Regions from separate parts of the Homo sapiens genome. Here region 1 is linked to region 2. Evidence: read pairs that join two places in POLR2A ChIA-PET (ENCODE). Cell type or tissue: Panc1. All regions are shown on one strand.

Region 1 (5,000 bases), 110 kb before region 2:
ACTACAGGTGTACGCCACCATGTCCAGCTAATTTTTTAATTTTGTATAGAGACGGGTTTTCTGCTTTGTTGCCCAGGCTGGTATCAAACTCCTGGGCTCAAGCTATCCTCCCACCTCAGCGTCCCAAAGTGCTGGGATTACAGGCATGAGCCATTGCACCTGTAATATGCAGTGTATATAGAACAAACAGGAGAGAAGATGTCTGCAAGAATCTAATACCTTCCTAGGAAATCCAGGAAATCAGGATAGGCCTCAGGAATGTGAAATAACTTGGTAATGAGAACTCTGAGTACTGGGATAAAGAGTCAGACAGAAGGAGGGGAGAAGGAGAGCTGCTCCCCACCGCTGAGAAGTCCACCTGGTGTAGAAAATGAGCTGGAAAGAGACGGCACAGGTGCCTTGGCTTCAATTGGCTGTAGATTGCTTATTGATAGAGAATAGCCCCTGATGGGGGTGCTGGATAGAACCGTTCTGCCTGAAGCCAAGGAAACACGTCTCTCTGCCTCTCGGTTTCTCAAAGGGGTTTGGGGGGGTGGACTCTGAAAACCTAGAAAGCAGCCTGCCCTTGGAAACAGACCTCTTCCCATCTTGGCAAATTCAGAAATGGCCAAAGGCCCCAGGACAACAGGAAGAGCTACAGGTACGAGCAGCCAGAGTCACATACGTTGGTCCTTCTCCACCTCTGCTGACCTCAGGAGATCTTGAACTCCACCCTCCCAGGGCCACCCCTCGGCTTCACAATTACATGCTGAATTTATACTCGTACTAACCTGTCACTGTGTGGAGGCTGCTAATACACTACAGCTTGTTTAAAGACTGTAGAAAATTTGAAAATAAAACTTTATTATATTAAACCCCTACCTTACAACTTATATGAAAAAAAGCTTCAGATGGACTAAGGATATTAGTGTAAAATAAAACAAAGCCATCCAGAGAAACCAGAGATAAAATACTTTTATAATTTTGGTGTGAACAAGGTCTAGGCCTAATGTAAAAGGCAGAAAATATATAGGAAAAAATAGCTTTAATTTATACATAAGTATATGTGTCTGTGTGTCTATGTATGCACACACATAGCTATACAGAGATATACATCTTAACCTGTAATTAAATAAATGAGATTAAAATGTTATACATGTTACCGTTCGCATGAGTCATTTTGCAGTGAAGATTTTTTTTTTCCATTGTTTATCTGCTCATGGCCATCCCATCCCAAGAACACAGTGGTGACAGCCTGGTACGTATCATTCCATACTTCCTTTATGCTCATATAATCATATACAAATACACAGAGACAGAGAGAAGTTCAGTCACTGTTTTATTATGCACATTTCTCTGCAGTTTGCTCTTACCACTTAATAAGAGATCTTGAAAATCCCCCATCCTCCAGTGTGGATTTAATGCATTCTTGTTAGCAGCTGACTGGAAAAGGATGAAGCATTCTTCATGTTGATAAACAGGTTTTACTTCTAGAAACATCAATTGTATGACACCAGGATCATATGCTTTGCATGTCCCAATTTCCCGGTATGTGACCTTCTCCCGGTGATAGAAGATCAGGCTCAGGGTGTTGAATATTTTTTTTTTTTTTTTTTTTTTTGAGATAGAGTCTGGCTGTGTTGTCCAGGCTGGAGTGCAGTGTCGCCATTTCAGCTCACTGCAGCCTCCACCTACTGGATTCAAGCAATTCTCCTGCCTCAGCCTCCTGAGTAGCTGGGATTACAGGCGTACACCACCAGGCCCGGCTAATTTTTGTATTTTTAGTAGAGACGAGGTTTCACCATGTTGGTCAGGCTGGTCTAGAACTCCTGACCTCGTGATCCACCTGCCTCGGTCTCCCAAAGTGCTGGGATTACATGCGTGAGCCACCGCACACGGCCTCGGTGTGTTGAATTTGACAGCCTAAGGGCACACCCAGTGCCCAAGGAGCGGGGCTAGCAGGGCAGGAGAGGAACAGAGAAAGGGATCAGGCATGAAATGGTGTGAAGGGCCTGCGGGAGGGTTAGGCAAGACGCAGGGATAGAGAGGTTCAAGGATTGACACTGCTTTGCCACAATTTTTCCTCCAACCTCTGTAGGGCGCTCCCCTTAGGAGATTGTTGGCACCGTGTCACAAGAGAGGTTGGTGGAGGCAAGAGGTTCCTTAAAGGAGGACGGAGGACACAGCCAGAAACAAACAGCCCTTTAATTGAACTAGAAAAGACCGGAATTTCAATTTCAGCCGTTTTGGTCACTTCTCCAACACTGCCACCAAGTGGCTAAAGAGGAACAATGCAACTAGCAAACCCAAAGGGAAAGATTGCAAGAGCTGGGCAGTCATAAAATAAAACCACCATGGCTGGCTAATTTTTTTTATTTTTAATAGAGACAGAATCTCATTATGTTGCCCAGGCTGGTTTCGAGCTCCTGGACTGAAGCGAACCTCCTGCCTCAGACTCCCAAAGTACTGGGATTACAGGTGTGAGCCGCCACTCCTGGCCCCAGCAGTGGTAAAATAAAACCACATCTCACATTCCAGATTAATTTGCAACCCTCAGGTGGAGAGAGAGAACATTTTCATCAACCTAAAGAGTGCCTTCGTGCTGTTTGCTAGTCAGTGCTTCTCCAGAGGTCATTGCCTTTCTGGCTTCCATAGATCAGATTTGCCTGGTCTTGAGCATGATGCAAACAGAATTTTACTGCCTATACTCCTTGTCTGACTCACGCATCTGTGAGATGGGTCCATGCTGCTGCTTGTACAGCCTATTCTCATTATTTGCAGTAGCTCTGTTCTACAAAATCATCACAGACACTGAACCATTGCTCATAGGGAAAATAGGGGTTAGGTTCCTGGGAGACTCTGCTCATGACAATTTCATCAAGCAATCAGTACATATAAAGAAACAAATGTATCAATCTATGTTTAACGTGTATCAACTGATAAACATGCAGAAACAAAATAAAAGCAGATAACCTGGTTTTATGTGTGTTTCTGTTTAAAGACACCTTGTTAAATATATATTGGTGATTCATTAACGTTGAACTCATGGCCAACAGCACTGTAATTCACGACTGAACGAAACTTATCCATGCCTATTTTCCCCAAAAAACACATCACAGCCTTCTTGCACTTAGGAACATTAGACAGCACTTTACCCTTATGCTTGGGGCCATTTTAAACAGCAAAATCACCAACAAAGCACCACAAAAATGAATTTAATGCTATGTGTAGCACTAAATTGACCACAAAAATGATACTTGTTTTACCATATGACAGCCAGAACGAGAAGACAGAACTTGGTCTTGTTTGACCTCACCAGGATAACAAATTTTGGCTGCAGTGGGGCACACCAGGAGATTCAAATTTCTCACTGTTCTGTGCAGGTCCAAAAAATGGACCATAAGAATACCATGAGTATTTTAGGGTGACAAATAAATATCAGCAAGTAGCCAAATTCTCAAATACAGAATCCATGAATAAAGATCAACTGTATCTGTACTTTGGTCTGTGGAGTTTGTTGTTGTTGTTTTTGAGACAGGCTGTCACCGTGTCACTGAGACTGGAGTGCAGTGGTGGGATCATGGCTCACTGCAGCCTCGACCTCCCTGGCTCAAGCAATCCTCCCACTTCAGCCTCCCGAGTAGGTGGGACTACAGGCACACACCACCATGCCAGTTTTTCTGATGGGCTATAAGCTCTATAAAGTCAATCTCAATTCCTCAAAGCAGTCTTCTCATATCTGAAAATATGCCATTCCAGTCAAAGCCTTGGTAAAATACCCAGTGTCTCCACTTGTGACCTGTTACTAAACAAAAACAAAAACAGATTCTTATTGAACCTAAGCAAATAGCTGTACTGACATAAATTAAGAATACTCAAATAGTTTCCAAGTCCTGGAGAAATCAGGTAGAGAGAAATTTTACTCACGAGAGTATACTCAATTGTTAAAAGCTATAAATAGGCCAGGCGCGGTGGCTCACGCCTGTAATCCCAGCACTTTGGGAGGCCGAGGCGGGTGGATCACGAGGTCAGGAGATCGAGACCATCTTGGCTAACACGGTGAAACCCCGTCTCTACTAAAAATACAAAAAATTAGCCGGGTGAGGTGGCGGGCGCCTGTAATCCCAGCTACGCAGGAGGCTGAGGCAGGAGAATGGTGTGAACCCTGGGGGGCGGAACCCTGGCAAGCGGAACCTCGGGAGTGAGCCAAGATCGCGCCACTCCAGCCTGGGAGACAGCGAGACTCCGTCTCAAAAAAAAAAAGCTATAAATAACTCAAGTTTTCAGCTGGGCACAGTCGCTCATGCCTGTAATCCTAGTACTTTGGGAGGTTAAGGTGAGAGAGTAGCTTGAGCCTAGGAATTCAAGACCAGCCAGGGAAACATAGTGAGACCTCATCTCTACAAATAATAATACAAAAAATTATCTCAGTGTGGTGGTGCACACCTGTAGTCCCAGCTACTCGAGAGGCTGAGGTGGGAGGATTGCCTGAACCTGGGCAGTCGAAGTTTCTGTGAGCTGAGATCATGCCACTGCACTCCAGCATGGGCAACAGAGCAAGAACCCATCTCCCAAAAAAGGAAAAGAAAAAAAGTTTTCTTGACTCTGAAAAACAAAACAAAAAAGTATCAGCAATGTTTCAAACAAAAAAGGCATAAAAAATTATTTCAGTTATAAATTAGTTCAGTTATAAATTAGTAATTAACCTTTGTTCTGTCCAAGACTGGGCCAGCAATCTTCATGAACATATCAGCTCTTCAATGAAAGATCTGGCAATTTTCTCTCTAGTCCAATGACACAGCCTCCAAACTTAGAAACCTGCATTCAAGAGCACCCATCAGAGTCCTCTCCATGAACTTCCCTAAAGAAGAAGTAACTTTTGAACTGTAGCTGATCATAAACTACTTTTTGAGAAGAATCAAAGTAAAACAAGGACTGTCCATGGATGATAGAAGTCTTAGGACAGGCCAGGTGCAGTGGCTCATACCTGTAATCGCAGCATTTTAGGAGGCTGAGGAGGT
Region 2 (5,000 bases):
TAGTCCCAGCCACTCGGGAGGCTGAGGCAGGAGAATGGCGCGAACTCAGGAGGCGGAGATTGCAGTGAGCCGAGATCATGCCACTACACTCCAGCCTGGGCGACAGAGCAAGATTCCGTCTCAAAAAAAGAGAAAAAGAAGGAAGGAAAGAAAGAAGGAAGGAAGGAAGGAAGGAGGGAAGGAAGGAAGGAAGGGAGGGAGGGAGGGAGGCAGGCAGAGAGGGAGGTATGGAAGGAGTGACGGAGGGAGGAAGGAAGAAGAAAAAGGTGGTACCATTATGAAAGAGCAGAAACTTGAGTCCTGGTCCCTGTTGTGAAAGTCCTTAAAAATACTTTGAGGGTATTAGTGTAGAGGTGAGAATGGAAACAACACCTATCGAAGCATTTTTAAAAGACAGACATTGGAAAAGAGTCCCATCATTTGTCAGCGAAAAGGTATTTCTAAAAATTGGGGGAGCGAAATCCTCTCTTAGTCATAACAGAGATGGAGGAAAAAGATCTGGAGACAGAAAGTAGGAAGGTCAGGAAAGAACAACAGTCTGATGGAAGCTTCTGCATGTTCCTTCTCCCTCCACTGTCACCCCTCTCAAGCTTCCCATCTGTTATGGGTTGAACTGTGTCCTCTCAAAATTCATATGTTAAAAAGCCCAGACCCCAGTACCTCAGAATGTGATCTTATATAAAAATAGGGCCAGGTGTGGTGGCTCTTGCCTGTTATCTCAGCTATTTGAGAGGCTAAGGTGGAAGGATCACTTGAGGCCAGGAGTTTGAGACCACCCTGGTCAACAGAGTGATACCTTATCTCTACAAAAATTTTAAAATTAGCTGGATATGGTTGTGTACACATGGCTGGTTGTGCACACACATAGCACCCAGCTATTTGGGTGGCTGAGGCAGGAGGACTGTGTGAGCCTAGGAGTTTGAGGCTGAAGTGAGCTATGATCATGCCACTGCACTCTAGCTTGGATGACAAAGCAAGACCTCATCTCTTAAACATAAATAAAATAGGGTCACTGCATATGTAATTAATTAAGATGAGATCATACTGGGGTAGGGTGGAGTAAGGTGAACCCTAAACCAATGAGACTGTGTCCTCATAAAAAAGGGAAATTTGGACACAGACAACACACAGGGTGAATGTCATGTGAAGACGAAAACAGAGATCAGGGTGATGCTTCTACAAGGTAAGAAATGACAAAGATTGCCAACAACTACAAGAAACCAGGCAAAAAGCATGGAACAGTTACACCTCAGCCCTCAGAGGGAATCAACATTGCCAACACCTCTATCTCAGACGTCTAGCCTTCAGGACTGTGAAACACTACAGTTCTGTTCTTTAAGCCACCCAGTTTGTGGTACTTAGTTATAGCAGTTTTACAAAAGAAAACACCATCCCTCAGTAAGGATTTCCTGTCTCTCCAGTTAACATCGGCTGTAAAAATGGCCTTGCCAAATCAATGCTTTACTGAGCCCAAGTATTGACAACCAATAATCTTGATCTTTTGGGGACTTACGCAACCCCAAAAAGATGTTTGTTAACCCAAATCAATTTTTCTTATCAATGGCCTCTGATCAGCTATGTAGAAAGATCCGTCAATAGTGATGCAACCTGCCTGAAAAAGGAGAGGAGACCCACGGCATGCCATGCTCACTGGTCCACAGAAACATACCGGGCTGGAGCGGCAAGGACATCCTGGCCCAGTGCACAGAATGTTTCTGGACCTGCAGTGTTTCTTGATAAGACTGTTTCTTTGCTGGGTACAATGGCTCACGCCTTTAATCCCAGCACTTTGGGAGGCCGAAGCTGGTGGATGATATGAGGTCAGGAGTTCGAGACAAGCCTGACCAACATGGGGAAACCCTGTCTCTGCTAAGTACAAAAAAAAAAAAAAATAATAAGATGGGCATGGTGGCATATCCCTGTAATCCCAGCTACTTGGAAGGCTGAGGCAGGGGAATCACTTGAACCTGGGAAGCGGAGGTTGCAGTGAGCCGAGATTGTGCCACTGCACTCCAGCCTGGGCAACACAGTGAAACTCCACTCAAAAAAAAAAAGGAATGTTTCTTGATCTTTTTGTAGTTCATGAGCGTGATGACTGAGTGTTCATGTGCATGTGTGAGGCGTGCCACCCTTAAACCTTGTTATAACATCAGCACATTACCCACATGACACGAAAAAAAATGTTTCTTATCCCTGACAGTTCTCCAAGAGGGCCTCCTTCAGGCATTGTCATTCCGTCCACAGTAACAACACAGCACCAGGAGAGGCCATTAGAGGGGCATAGGCAATGATCCTGTCTTCAGCCTTCAACACTTTGAGGTGTGTGCATTCTGAAGCCACAGTCATAGGGATTAACAAAGATAAACAAACTCATATTTCTAAGACTTGATATTTCTCAGAACTCTCAAAATTTCAGGCTTCTGCTAACTTCAATGTCTTCTTCTTGAATCAGAATCCTCCCTGAATCCAAATAGTAGCCTTAATGTTTCTGTCTCTACACATGAAATCCCCAAATTCTCACTTTAGCTTCTTCCACCCTAGTCTCTGCCTCCCATTCATGAGAAACAGGATGAGAGGGTGATGCCCAACTAATAGGCTTACTCTCTCATCTAAAGGGCATTTTGGTAAAAGGCTTTTTCTGTTGGGTCATATCTCCTCTGGCAGGAGCTATATCCCCCTGGCTTCCTATTTGGATTCTTCAGAATCTCGGCTTGAGCTCCGGCTGCCCTCCCTAGATGTACTAACTGCCTAGCTTGGGGCAAAATTCTCCTTTTGCACAGCACGTGCTTGCCTGATTCAGCTCAAAGCAGATCAGACTTTCTTAATAAGGCCACATTCTCTTCCCTCGTTGCCTTCTGCACTCCAGGCTTGAACCAAAACTTGGTTCCTTTATGAAGGACTTCACCGAAGGCCACAGGAAGCATCCAGCACAATCTTCTAACCCAGCACCAAAGCCTGAGCCTTGGCAGACACATGGTCCAAGTTCCAAAATATAAGTTACACTTTAAGTGAATCTGGTGAATGGGCTGGAGCCTTGGTCTGGTGGGGAGTGCTGGGGGGTGCTGGGGAGGAGAGGAAGGGACAGGGGTGTAGGGGGAAGCCCTTCTATCCGTCTTTTTTTAACAGTTACTTCTCTTCCTTTTTCTGTCTGGTTTCTCATAACTCCAACCAGCAGAGACAAGCCCAGGATGAAGACTGGGCAGTAGCCTGGGAAGAACCGGGCTTCGGTAACCACAGGGGCCCCAGGCGGCCCGGGAAGCGTGGAGGTCCCAGCGTGCGGGCAGAAAGCCCAAGAGGCCGAGCGCTGTGGCAGCTCCATGGGGCCCTGGCGGAGGCAAGGGCACAGCGTGGCTGGCTGCATATGTGAACAAGGTGAGCGGCGGGGCCGCGGTCGTCGCGGAGTCTGAGCACACCAAGGAGCGCATCAGACTTCAAGGGTCGAAGTGCAAAGGGGCAGTTTTTGATTTCGGGGTCAACCAACTAGGACTCGATGGGTGGAAAAGAAGTGCCTAAACAGCAAGCTGCTTACCTCAATCTCGGTCAGAATTTGTGGGGGCCCCATAGATGTGGGTGCCTGGCGGGGTCCTGGTGCGGACAGCGGTCTCGGGTTTGCGCACTGCGCACAGTATCCTCATCACGACACGATGGAAGCTGCGGAGCTGGGGTCAAAATAAGAAGGCGCAGCTGGGACCTGGTGACACCAAGAGAATGGAAGCCCCCAGACTCATTGCGGGTCTCTGCCGGGAAGTGAGTATGTAGGCAGCCTGTGGGCGGAACCTCACCTTGGCCTTGACGGAAACGGGCTCTGCGTTTGCCTTTGGGGAGAACAAGATGGGGCAGCTGAGCCTCAGCAACCACGCAGGAGCATCCCCAGCACCGCACAGATCATGGACAACGGGCAGCCAATTACTAGAATGGCCAGTGGAAATGAATTCCGTATAATGGGCGACAAAGGAGACCTCTGTTCCTTCGTGTGCCCTCAATGTGGTCAGCTGGGACCCAGGCACAGTGAATAGTTAAGGCTGTGAGCTGGTGCTGGTGCCACGATGAGTGGCCCACCTTCACTGAGAATGAAAGATGGGTAGATTCTGCCTGTACCAAAGGTGGTTGTGAGACCCCCAGAGCAAGGCAGGGACCCCTCCCCATTTCCCTTACATGCTGTGCTGACTGAAGCTACATTCAACCTTGCAGCCACACAACCACAAACGTTTCCTTTCACAAAATAGACCAATCAAATCTGAGACAGAGTATTCTGAGCACAAGCATCTTGGCTAACAGTGGGCACTTTGCAAAAGATGCTCCCCAATGCACTTGCCCAGTAATGTCCTAGCCTGTCCTAACCTGGCCTTTGCTTCATTTCAGTAGTAAAAAGCACACCCCTGGGTGGAGATTTAAGATGCTAATGAGACATGCATCACATGAAGAAGCATGTCCAGAGACTGCATAGGTGCAACTGCCAAACCACCCCAAACATGCAATGATGTCACATGGAGGAGCTCCAAAGCAAATGAAACCCCAAACTAACCTGCAGTCAGGGAGCTAGCTGCAGGTCTCTTCCTGCTGCTACCTCCCCTTCTGCTCAAGCTGAGAGCTCCAATAAACTGCCTTGCTCAAGCCCATCTCAGATTCTTGGTCTATTTCTATTTACTAAGGGTCAAGAACCCACCAGCCAATAACGGTTGTGTAAGACGTGACCTGTAATGCTAACCACACATTGATTCTGGACTCCAAGAAATGAGTCTTCTCCTGGGGCTTTGGTGGCTATGGTTGACTGGGCCACTCAGAGCAGAAGGATGAGATGGTCCCCGCTTGGTGAGGTTGGAGTCTGACTTCCTTGGGTGTGGGGCATCCCAGATCCATGTTGGTTACACCTGGTCCTTTGCTGTCTGTGAAGTTGGTAGTCTCTTTTTCTGGGGGAGCCCAATATCTCCCATGAATCTTCCATGTACCTGAAAGCAGTGCAGGACCTCTGCGGCTGCAGAATCCAGAGCCTGGCTTGT

The links. ChIA-PET counts read pairs that join two places held together with the same protein. Peaks named below come from ENCODE experiments on the same cell type or tissue, not always from the same donor. Only the 100,000 strongest peaks of a DNase experiment are listed, where the experiment ranks them.
Region 1: POLR2A ChIA-PET joins it to region 2 with 6 read pairs; 2 of 35 experiments call an interaction of 5 or more read pairs at or near these places.

Annotation. Positions count from the first base shown.
Region 1 is chr7:138,006,761-138,011,760 of GRCh38, forward strand. All of the region lies in intron 2 of LOC124901752 (a long non-coding RNA gene), which reads left to right. Among named protein-coding and RNA genes, the nearest start is that of CREB3L2, 7.2 kb to the left of the region's middle. In Panc1, CTCF peaks have their summits at 2,258 (motif pointing left) and 2,488; a DNase peak (open chromatin) is centred at 2,201; H3K4me3 peaks cover 226 bases.
Region 2 is chr7:138,119,021-138,124,020 of GRCh38, forward strand. MIR4468 (microRNA 4468) reads left to right here and starts at 4,738; the gene lies at 4,738-4,801. It overlaps LOC124901828 (small nucleolar RNA U13), which reads left to right and starts at 2,068; the gene lies at 2,068-2,171. It also overlaps the pseudogene RCC2P3. In Panc1, no CTCF peak of the experiment used is centred here; no DNase peak of the experiment used is centred here.